Regions from separate parts of the Homo sapiens genome. Here region 2 is linked to region 1. A link is an interaction called in ENCODE POLR2A ChIA-PET data of the cell type or tissue named here. Cell type or tissue: MCF 10A. All regions are shown on one strand. Each heading gives the region's core, and the rest is flanking DNA. Links, peaks and the distances in the headings are about the cores only. Region 1 overlaps ARHGEF4 (Rho guanine nucleotide exchange factor 4). Region 2 overlaps FAM168B (family with sequence similarity 168 member B).

Evidence for each region. ChIA-PET counts read pairs that join two places held together with the same protein. Peaks named below come from ENCODE experiments on the same cell type or tissue, not always from the same donor. Only the 100,000 strongest peaks of a DNase experiment are listed, where the experiment ranks them.
Region 2: POLR2A ChIA-PET joins it to region 1 with 5 read pairs; 9 of 35 experiments call an interaction of 5 or more read pairs at or near these places.

The regions. Positions count from the first base shown.
Region 1 is chr2:131,015,094-131,020,472 of GRCh38, forward strand. The region is part of intron 4 of ARHGEF4 (Rho guanine nucleotide exchange factor 4); the gene reads left to right. Among named protein-coding and RNA genes, the nearest start is that of SMIM39, 17 kb to the right of the region's middle. In MCF 10A, for the core only: no CTCF peak of the experiment used is centred there; a DNase peak (open chromatin) is centred at 2,288.
Region 2 is chr2:131,080,580-131,085,958 of GRCh38, forward strand. FAM168B (family with sequence similarity 168 member B) reads right to left here. Exons shown (of 7, transcript NM_001009993.4): 2 at 1,998-2,078. The coding sequence starts at 2,067. Among named protein-coding and RNA genes, the nearest start is that of FAM168B, 10 kb to the right of the region's middle. In MCF 10A, for the core only: no CTCF peak of the experiment used is centred there; no DNase peak of the experiment used is centred there.

The DNA of each region.
Region 1 (5,379 bases), core at 58-5,057:
GTTGTATGTTCTCAGAAAAAGTTATTTTCCCCCCACCAGGAAGAGAACTGGGAGACGAAGGAGCCTGAGAGAAGTTCAGTTTCTCCCAGGAGGGCCCAGACGCAGGTCTCTGCAGCAGAGCGCATTCCCACTTGGGACTGTAGATGGCTCAGGGTTTCTGTTGCCAAAGGAACAAAGCTCTCCAAATCTGAGGTTTTCAGTGAGCCGTTTGTACAACCTAAAAATTAAAAATCTGGAGCTGAGATGACTAAATGTAGTATTGGATCCTGAAACAGAAAAAGGCCATTTGGGAGAACCTGAGGAAATCTGAACAAAATCTGGACATCAGTGACTATCAGAGTCAGTGTTACTCCGTTCGCATGACAAATGTGCCATGCTAGTGTGAGACCTTATGGTCGGGGAGCCCTGGTGTGGGTGCCTGGGAACTCTGTGCTGGTTGACCGGTTGTTCTGTACATCTAAAACTGTTCTTTAAAAGTCTATCAAAAATAATCTTTTTAAAAAACAAAAGCTAGTCTGGGTGCAAGTGGCTCACGCTTGGAATCCCAGCACTTTGGGAAGCCAAGGGCGGATCACCTGAGGTCAGGAGTTCAAGACCAGCCTAGCGAACATGGCAAAACCCCATCTCTACTAAAAATAGAAACAAACTCAGTCCAGTGCAGAGAGCCCAGTGACCTGGCTGGCCGGCAAGCTTTGGCCCCTTGTGAGCGTGTGAAGAAACTTCACCTCTCTGGGCCCCAGCTTCCTCATCTGTAGAATGGACACATCATTTCGCCTTCCTTGTTCATGTCGCAAGGATGAAGTGAGAGGCCCCTGTAGGGCCACACCCGGACACGTATCCCAGTCCCGCAGCGCAGAGCCACTGGGGAGCCTGCACCTGCCGTTTTGCCCGGGCAGGGACCACATGCATGCCAGGGCTCCCCGGGAGCCTCACCTCTCACCCTCCTTCTTGCTTCTCACTCTACTCCAGCCACTCTGCAGTTCTTCCATGACCAGCAGCAACCCCACCCTCTTGCTTCTGGGACTAGATGCTGTCCCTGTTGCCTGGAACACTCTTCACCCCCCTTGCTACCCTGACACCTCCCAACGTGCCCCACCAGGATCTCCCAGGCCTGGTTGGGCCTCCTGTGCCTGTGGTTTCCCAGCATCATCACGCAACATTATTTGTTTAACTCCCTTATTTCCTGCCAGACCCCCATCACCTTCACATTGCATCCTCAGAACCCTGCGTGTGTCTGTGGCGCATACCCAATGGGCTCTGGATAAATACATTTGAGTGAATTCAGAAAGCAGTGAACCAATGCGCAGACGTGAACTGGAAGCACCTGGCTGTTTGGTGCTGGATGAACAGCCAGGCCGCCTGCACCCTGCCCAGTGCCCCCCATGCCCAGATTCCTGTTTCTACTCCAAGACTGTATGCCAGACTCTTTAGAGAAGTTTCTCAAAGGGCCCCAAGGCCATGTCAAAGACTGCATTGCCTGCATTTGCTGGAGCAGAGCTCAGTAAGTCAGTACTCACTTTGTTAATGGCTTTTGATGGACAGCAGTGGATCTCAAATTTGAGCATGCACCAGAGTCATCCAGAGGGCTATGCAGACACAACCTGGGGGCCCCACCCCAGAGTTTCTGATTCAGTGGGTCTGGGGACGGGTCTCAAGGATTTGCATCTCTACCAAGTTCCCTAAGTGCTGCTGCTGGTCTGGGGACCACACTTTGAGAACCACTGACTTGCAGGGCAGTAGGTCAGCATGGGAAAGAGATGCATAAGGAGGACATTCCTCCACCTCTCTCCCTGGGTGGGCAGAGCTACCTGCCTTCCCTTGTAAGGGGAAGCAGAAAATTGTTTGGCTGCTGTTCACCAGAGGCAAAGGCACCCTCACTGAGCATTTATCTAGAATCTAGAGCTCTTAGCTGCTGTGCTGTCTAAACACTGTTGGAATTTCAGAATGAATCAGAGACTGCTGACTTGTCTTCCTATAAAAAATTTAAAATCCAAAATCAAGACTGGCCTTTGTGTTGCTGGGCCATGTTGTTTTTGTTCATTTATTCACCTGCATACACCGTGGGGCACATGGTCCCATCCTTTAACGCTTTCCTATGAATTAGCTGTGTGAGACCCACAGTAGCTTTGTAAGAGAGTTTGAGCCCAGTCTAAGCAGACAAGTGACTGGCTCTCCCACTGGCTGTTTGCACAGAGCCTGGATCTCCTGGCTTCAGTCCCGGAGTCCTTCCCCCACCTTCACCTTCACTCCCTCTCCCACGAATGCCTGCTCAACCTTCCGTTCATGCAGTTGTGAAACCCTCAGGAAACACCTCCTCAATCCCACACCCTGTGCTGGGAGCTGGAATGTAAAATGATGAGTAAAAGTACTGGGAGACTCATGTTGAAACTCGCTTTTCTTTTCTCCCAGGCTGCAAATTTGCTAGATGAACAATCATTTTGTGAACTGCTGAGACCCCAGCTGGGACTACTGAAAAGCCAAGAAAAGTAGTGACTCCTACAAGAAATCTGTTTTATTCCCCTCGAGAGACCATTGCTTTTAAAATACCCCAGAAAAGAAAGTGTAGCAGCAAGACAGAGAGGGAGAGCAAGGGAAAGAGATGCCTTGCCTTTTAAGACATATACTATGCTATTCACGGATCAAATTATGTGATGTCTGGGACTTGTTTAAAATAGCAGAGAACTGAAAGAAATCAAAGAGGATCTAAATATGGAGAGAGATTCTGTGTTCATGGATGGGAGGGCTCAACAGAGTAAAGATTTCAGTTGTCTCCGAGTTGATACATAGGTTTAATGTAATTCCTATCAAAATCTCAGCAGGATTTTTTTCTAGCTATAGACAAGATTATTCTAAAATTTATATGGAAAGGCAAAGGAACAGGAATAGCTAAAACAGGAGGCCAGGGGAGGAAACAAAAAAGAATAGCTAAAACATTTCTGAAAAGAGGAATTAAGTAAGATGAACCACTCTACCAAATTTCAAGAATTATTTTATACCCACAGAAAACAAGACTATTTGGTATGAGAGGTGGATGAACACATTGATCAATGGGACAGAATAGAAAATCCAGAAATAGTGCCAAACAAGTACAGCCAACCAGTTGTTTAAACAATTGTGGTATAATCCACATGCCATTGTTATTTTCATATTTTGTTATTCTTGTTGTTTTTGTAATGACCATACTAAGGATGAACTGGCATACCGCTGTGATTTTTATTTGCATTTCCCTAATGATTAGTGATGTCGTATGTCCTTATTTATATGCTATTGACCATTCGTATGTCTTCTTTGAAGAAATGTCTATTCAAATCCTTTGCCTATTTTTGAGTTGGGCTAGTTTTTGAGTTTTTTGTTTGTTTTGTTTTTTGAGTTGTGGGAGTTTTTCAAAAATGTATTCTGGATGTTATTCCCTTATCAGATATATGATTTGCAGATATTTTCTTCCATTCTATGGGTTGCCTTTTCTCTCTTGATACTGTCCTTTAATGCACAAAAGATTTAAATTTTGATACAGTTCAATTTACCTATTTTTTTCCTGTTGCCTGTGCTTTTGGTCTTATATCCAAGAAATTATTTACAGATTCACTGCTGTAAAGCTTTCCCCTGTTTTCTTCTAAGAGTATTATAGTTTTAACTTTTATATTTAGGACTTTGTCCATTTTGAGTTAATTTTTATGTGTGTTAGGTAAGGGTTTAACTTCATTATTTTGCATTTGGATATCCAGCTTCCCAACACTGTTCGCTGTAAAGACTGTCTTTTCCCTCACAGTGTTAGCACCTTTGTCGAAAATCAATTGACCACATATGGGAGGGTTTATTTCTGGATCCTCTATTCAGTTCTATTGGTCTATATATCTATCCTTATGCCATTTCCACATTATTTGATTATTGTGACTTTGTAGTAAGTTTTGAAATCAGGAAATGCGGGTCCTCCAACTTTGTTTTTTTCAAAATAATTTTGGCTAGTCAGGACCCCTTGAGATTCCATGTGAATTTTAATGATGAATTTTTCTATGTGTGTAAAAAAATGCCACTGGGGCTGGGCGCAGTGGCTCATGCCTGTAATCTCAGCATTTTGGGAGGCTGAGGTGGGTGGATCACCTGAGGTTGGGAGTTCGAGACCAGCCTGACCAACATGGAGAAACCCTGTCTATACTAAAAATACAAGATTATCTCGGTGTGGTGTCACATGCCTGTAATCCCAGCTACCTGGGAGGCTGAGGCATGAGAATCGCTTGAACCCGGGAGGCGGAGGTTGCCGTGAGCTGAGATCGTGCCATTGCACTGCAGCCTGGGCAACAAGAGTGAAACTCTGTCTCAAAAAAAAAAAGTCATTGGATTTTTATAGGAATGCATTGAATACACAGATTGCTTTAGGTGGTATTGTCATCTTAAATATATTAAGACTTTCAATTTATGAACATGGGACGTCTTTCTTTGCTTTTTTTTTTTTCCAGCAATGTTTTGTAGCTTTTATTCTACACATCTTTGGCCTCCTTGGTTAAGTTTATTCCTAAGTATTTTATTCTTTGGTTTTTGTTTTTGTTTTTGTTTTTTTGAGATGGAGTCTCGCTCTGTCGCCCAGGCTGGAGTGCAGTGGCGCGATCTCGGCTCACTGCAAGCTCCGCCTCCCGGGTTCATGCCATTCTCCTGCCTCAGCCTCCTGAATAGCTGGGACTACAGGCGCCTGCCACCACGGCCGGCTAATTTTTTTGTATTTTTAGTAAAGACGGGGTTTCACTGTGTTAGCCAGGATGGTCTCGATTTCCTGACCTCGTGATCCGCCCGCCTCGGCCTCCCAAAGTGCTGGGATTACAGGCGTGAGCCACCATGCCTGGCCAGTATTTTATTCTTTTTAATGCTATTGTAATGAAATTTTCAAAAGTTTCCTTTTCAGATTACTCATTGCAAATATACAGAAATAAAACTGATTTTTGTGTGTTAATTTATATTCTGTAGCCTTGCTGAATTTTAGTAGCTTTAATAATTTTATTGTGGATTCTTTAAGGTATGCTACATGTAAGAAGATGTCATCTGCAAACAGATAATTTTATTTTTCCTTTTCAATGTGGATGTCCTTTATTCTTTTTCTTTATTTTATTTTATTTATTATACTTTAAGTTTTAGGGTACATGTGCACAATGTGCAGGTTTGTTACATATGTATACATGTGCCATGTTGGTGTGCTGCACCCATTAACTCTTCATTTAACATTAGGTATATCTCCTAATGCTATCCCTCCCCCCTCCCCCCACCCCACAACAGGCCCCAGTGTGTGATGTTCCCCTTCCTGTGTCCATGTGTTCTCATTGTTCAATTCCCACCTATGAGTGAGAATATGCGGTGTTCGGTTTTTTGTCCTTGCGATAGTTTGCTGAG
Region 2 (5,379 bases), core at 170-5,169, 66 kb after region 1:
TGCACTCCAGCCTGGGCAACAGGGCAAGACGGTCTCAAAAAAATAAAAATAAAAGAGGTATAATCTTTATAATAAGCACTAAAAGAATAGTAAAAGAATTTTTTTTTTGAGACAGAGTCTTGCTCTGTCGCCCAGGCTGGAGTGCAGTGGCACGATCTCAGCTCACTGCAAGCTCCACCTCCCGGGTTCACGCCATTCTCCTGCCTCAGCATCCTAAGTAGCTGGAGATACAGGCGCCCGCCACCATGCCTGGCTAATTTTTTTTTGTATTTTTAGTAGAGACGGGGTTTCAGTGTTAGCCAGGATGGTCTCGATCTCCTGAACTCATGATCTGCCTGCCTCGGCCTCCCAAAGTGCTGGGATTACAGGCATGAGCCACTACACCCAGCCTGTCACTCCTTTTCTTACAGTTTCTCTACTCAGCCCTTCTGGAGAAGAGCTCCAGATGTTTCTTTACTGTTCTGTTTTCCTCCCTTTCCTTATGTTGCATTCTGGTTCTCTCTTAACCAGTGTCTTGTCTTGATATTAACCTGAAATTTGTTCATATGCCATTTTGTTTCATTTCTTAAAGTTCCAGCTAGTTCTTTTTTCTCAGCATCTTGTTCCCCTCTTATGTTTCTGATTCTTTCTTTTATATCTGCAATTCTTCTAAACTTGGCTATGTGACATAGCATCTACCTGATGGTTCTTCTCCTGCAGTCTGTCATGGCTGGTGCCTCTTACTTGATGGGAGGCATCCCATGCTAGCAGGCAGAACTTTGCCTGCAGGAAGCCCACGCAACCTGGGTTGTGAACATATGCCCCCACAGCAGTTCTGCATTCGCTGCTGTCAGGAGCCCCAGGAGTAACCAAGCCTGGAGACTATTTTTACGTTAATTTCTCAACTTCTGAACCCCTGGGGAGTATAATACAAGCTAGAGCCCCAAACATCTCTGAATGCTTACAAAGTCTTAGTAAAGATCTCCCGCTTCTCAGAGCCCAAGCATATAAACTTCCTTATGGGGCCACTGGACGACTAGACTGTTTAGTCTATCTCTTTGCTGAGAGTATCACCCTCCAGAGGGACGAGAATGACTGATAAGAAGTCTCACTCTCATTCCCTGTCGCAAGGGTCCTAATACTCAATCTCTATCCCCATGTGGGTTGTTAAAACCCACAAATAGCACATGTGCCCAGGACAGGCACGACATTAGTTCAAAGGCCAAGTTAGCTGGGTTTAACATGGCCTTCACATTTGACCCCAGATATCTCTCTTACCTCCTGCAAGTTCAGTTATACATTTGTAAAATGTTTTATTTCACTTTCTGAGAGTCTTAGCAACAAAGTTTTGGGGTTATCTCTTCTACCATATTATCAAAACCCAAAATGAAACTGTATCATTATAAATAACTACTCCTTGTGCAAAGTCACCGAAGGGAACAACCATTTGCTATTTTTGACCAACCAGCTCCTATCCCCTCAATATCCATTTCGCTGCAACCCTCACTTGCAGTCCATATTTGACTAGCTGACTCCACTAAAGGGATGTGGATCAGGCCTAAGTCAATCAGCAGACTCCCCTTTGTGGCCCAGGGATGGATGCTGAGTTTAATCAGAACAAAGCCCAGGACTGGTTTGAATAGAGAACAAGCAGTCCCATCAGGCTTTCCTGTAGAGTGGAGGTAAAGAGGCTCTTAGTGAGGGACTACTGGGAGGGGCCTGAACTTCAGAGACCACAATGAGAAGGAGTGGGACCTGTGACCAACACTAAGTTAATACTGAGGAAGCGAAGCTGAGACCAGGAGGTAGAGAAACTAGATCCTGGTCCCAACTGCTGGAGCCACTAGATCAAGTTTTGACCAAATCCAGTCCTATCATTTGATTTTTCACTTCCAGGTATTTTCTTTCTTGTCTAAGCCACTTTGAGCTGCGTTTGTCAATAGAAAGCATTCTTAGTGACATGAAAATATACCAAGTATTCAAAGTTCAAAAATGAAAACAAAATTTTACTTACTTACCTGGATAACCAATTCCTTTGGCATTTGCATAGGGAACCCCAGAAGATCCAGGACTATAAACAGGATTCATGATTTCAAAAACTAAAAGAAAAAAAAGGGAATTTAGCCAAGCACTTTTGCTCTCAGATTTTTCTCCAGTACCAGTCCCCAAAAAGCAGGTAGCTAGAGTCCTTTCTCTAGGCTGCTATAAAACAATGCATTTCATGCTGCCCCCAACCAGCGAAGAACAGAAAAGGGACACTCGATGTCCTAATGGGTGCCAAACCAGGGCATGATAAACTTTTTTTCACAATTCTCCTCAGTCCATCAGAAGCTAAGGAGTAAAAATTGTTAGCTATATGTCCACTAAAAGCAAGGGGAAAGGCCAGGTACGGTGGTGCACTCCTGTAATCCCAGCACTTTGGGAGGCCGAGGTGGGCAGATCACCTGAGGTCAGGAGTTTGAGACCAGCCTGGCCAACATGGTGAAACCCCATCTCTACTAAAAATACAAAAATTGGCCAGGCATGGTGGCTCGTGCCTGTAATCTTAGCACTTCGGGAGGCTGAGGTGGAGGAATCATGAGGTCAGGAGACCAAGACCATCCTGGCCAACATGGTCAAACTCCGTCTCTACTAAAAATACAAAAATTAGCTGGGTGTGGTGGCGCGTGCCTGTAATCCCAGCTACTCAGAACGCTAAGGCAGGAGAATCGCTTGAACCAGGTAGTCGGAGGTTGCAGTGAGCCAATATTGCACCACTGCACTCCAGCCTGGCGACAGAGCGAGACTCCGTCTCAAAAAAACAAAACAAAACAAAACAAAAACAAACAAAAATTAGCCAAGTGTGGTGACGCACACCTGTAATCCCAGCTACTTGGGAGGCTGAGGCACAAGAATCACTTGAATCCAGGAGGTGGAGATTAGCAGTGAGCCAAGCTCATGCCATTGCACTCCAACCTGGACAACAGAGCGAGACTTTGTCGCAAAAAAAACATGGGGAAAACCCTACAAGTAACCAAAATGTTCTTCTAACAGAGGATAGTTAAGTTAACCAAGACATATCCAGAACATGAAATATCACGCAGCTGCTTTTCAAGAAATGTTTAAAAACAGAATAATACAATGTTAAGTGAAAACAAAGTAGAGTATTATACTGCATCCTGCATTACACAGTATGATCCCATATAAACACCTATGTGTATAAAAATGTGCATCCCTGGCACAAACAGAAAAAAAGTCTGAAAAGAAATATATAAAAATATGAACAGTGATTGACTCTAGATGGGAGTGGATTTAGTGGTCCTTTTGCAATTTCCTGTATTTATTTATTTATTTATTTATTTATTTATTTATTTATTTATTTTCCCAGACGGAGTCTCGCTCTGTCGCTAGGCTGGAGTGCAGTGGCATGATCTCAGCTCACTGCAACTTTGCCTCCCAGGTTTAAGTGATTCTCCTGCCTCAGCCTCCCGCATAGCAGGGACTACAGGCGTGCGCCACCACACCCAGCTAATTTTTGTATTTTTAGTAGAGACGGGGTTTCACCATGTTGGCCAGGATGGTCTCATCTCTTGACCTCGTGATCCGCCCACCTCAGCCTCTCAAAGTGCTGGGACTGTATTTCTCCCCTCCGCCCCCCCCACCCCACCCCAAGACAGGGTCTTGCTCTGTTGCCCAGGCTGGAGTGCAGTGGCACAATCTCAGCTCACTGCAACCTTGACCTCCTGGGTTCAAGTGATTATCCCACCTCAGCCTCCCTAGGAGCTGGGACTACAGGTGTGGTGCCACCACATCTGGCTAAGTTTTGTATTTTTTTTTTTTTAAATAGAGATGAGGTTCCATCATGTTGCCCAGGCTGGTTTCAGACTGCTGGGCTCAAGATATCCACCCACCTCAGCTTCCCGAGTAGATGGGACTACAGGTGTGTGCCACCATGCCACTCTAGTTTCCTGTATTTCTTCAAAAACTTGTTAAGTTTTTTTTCCTAAGAAAGACTAACTGGTTACAGCCCAGCACCTCTATGAATCCATTCAATGTTTTATCATCCATGGATCTTTCTTTTTCCTGACAAGTTCAAGAACTTGCACAGCCACAACCAGGACTCTACCCCTCCCCAACAGAAGTACTGTTGGGAACTGATTCCCATTCAGCTCTCTAGTAAGCTCCTCTGAATCTTATCCAGGGTATTATTTACTTTTATTTATTTTTTAGACGTGGTCTCGCTCTGCCAGTCATAGCTCACTGCAGACTTGATCACCCAAGCTTAAGTGATCTTCCCACCTCAGCCTCCAGAGTAGCCAGGACTACAGGTGTGCATCGCCACGTCTGGCTCATTTTTAGTAGAGACAGAGTTTCACTACGTCACTCAGTTTGGTCTTGAACTCCTGAGTTCAAGTGATCCTCCCGCCTTGGCCTCCTAAAATGCAGTGTATTAAAGTGTAAGCTTTCACTATTCCTCATCTGGTAAATCACTCACTGACGTATGTGGTTATAAAGATTAAGGTGATCTTTAAGATTAAAACAGCATGTGTGGGGGTAGGGGGGTATATGGGAACTCTCTGTACCTTCTGCTCAATTTTGCTGTGAACCTAAAACTGCTAGACCTAAAAAAAAGTCTATTTTTAGGCTGAGTACAATGGCTCATGCCTGTATTCCCAGCACTGTGGGAGGATCGCTTGAGGCCAGGAGTTCAAGACCAGCCTGGGCAATATAATAAGGTTCCATCTCTGAAAAACATGTAATAAGTAACAAAACACAAAATGTGCATTTTATGTCTGTCTTCCCCACATCCCCATTTAGAATGTAGCCAAAACAAGCAGGGAACAGTTGCACTTGGTTCTGTTTAAAGGCAATATCTCCAGCATCAATAACAACATCTGGTACAAAATAGCTGCAACTACCTACCGACTTTCTAAAAAACAAATGCCTTTCAGAACACTCTAGGTGTCAAAATCCATTACGAAGACAAAATACAAAAAGAAACCACTTCAAATTTTCAGCTCATTTGTCTCATTTAGAATATTCACAACCAAGCAATCCTGTAGTAAGAAGAAAATATTAGGTCACATCCTTAGCCTCTGTAACAGGAAGTTCTGGATTAAATCAGGAATAAACTGGCAACTTTAGTAACTAAAACATTCATTACCTGAACTGTCTAATTTTTTTAAACTTCTAAACCAAATCCAAATGCCAGATTTGTCATGCCATTCACAACTACAGCTACGTGATAGGTCTTGACCAGCACTGACCAACAAAACTTTGTACAATGACCACATCCTTCTCCATCTGTGCTGTCCCCTACAGCAGCCGCCTGCCAAGAGTGCTGAGCATCTGAAAAGTAAGGCTAAATGAGGCTACTGTGAGATTGATCTTTTAGCTTTATTTAACTTCAACATAAGTAGT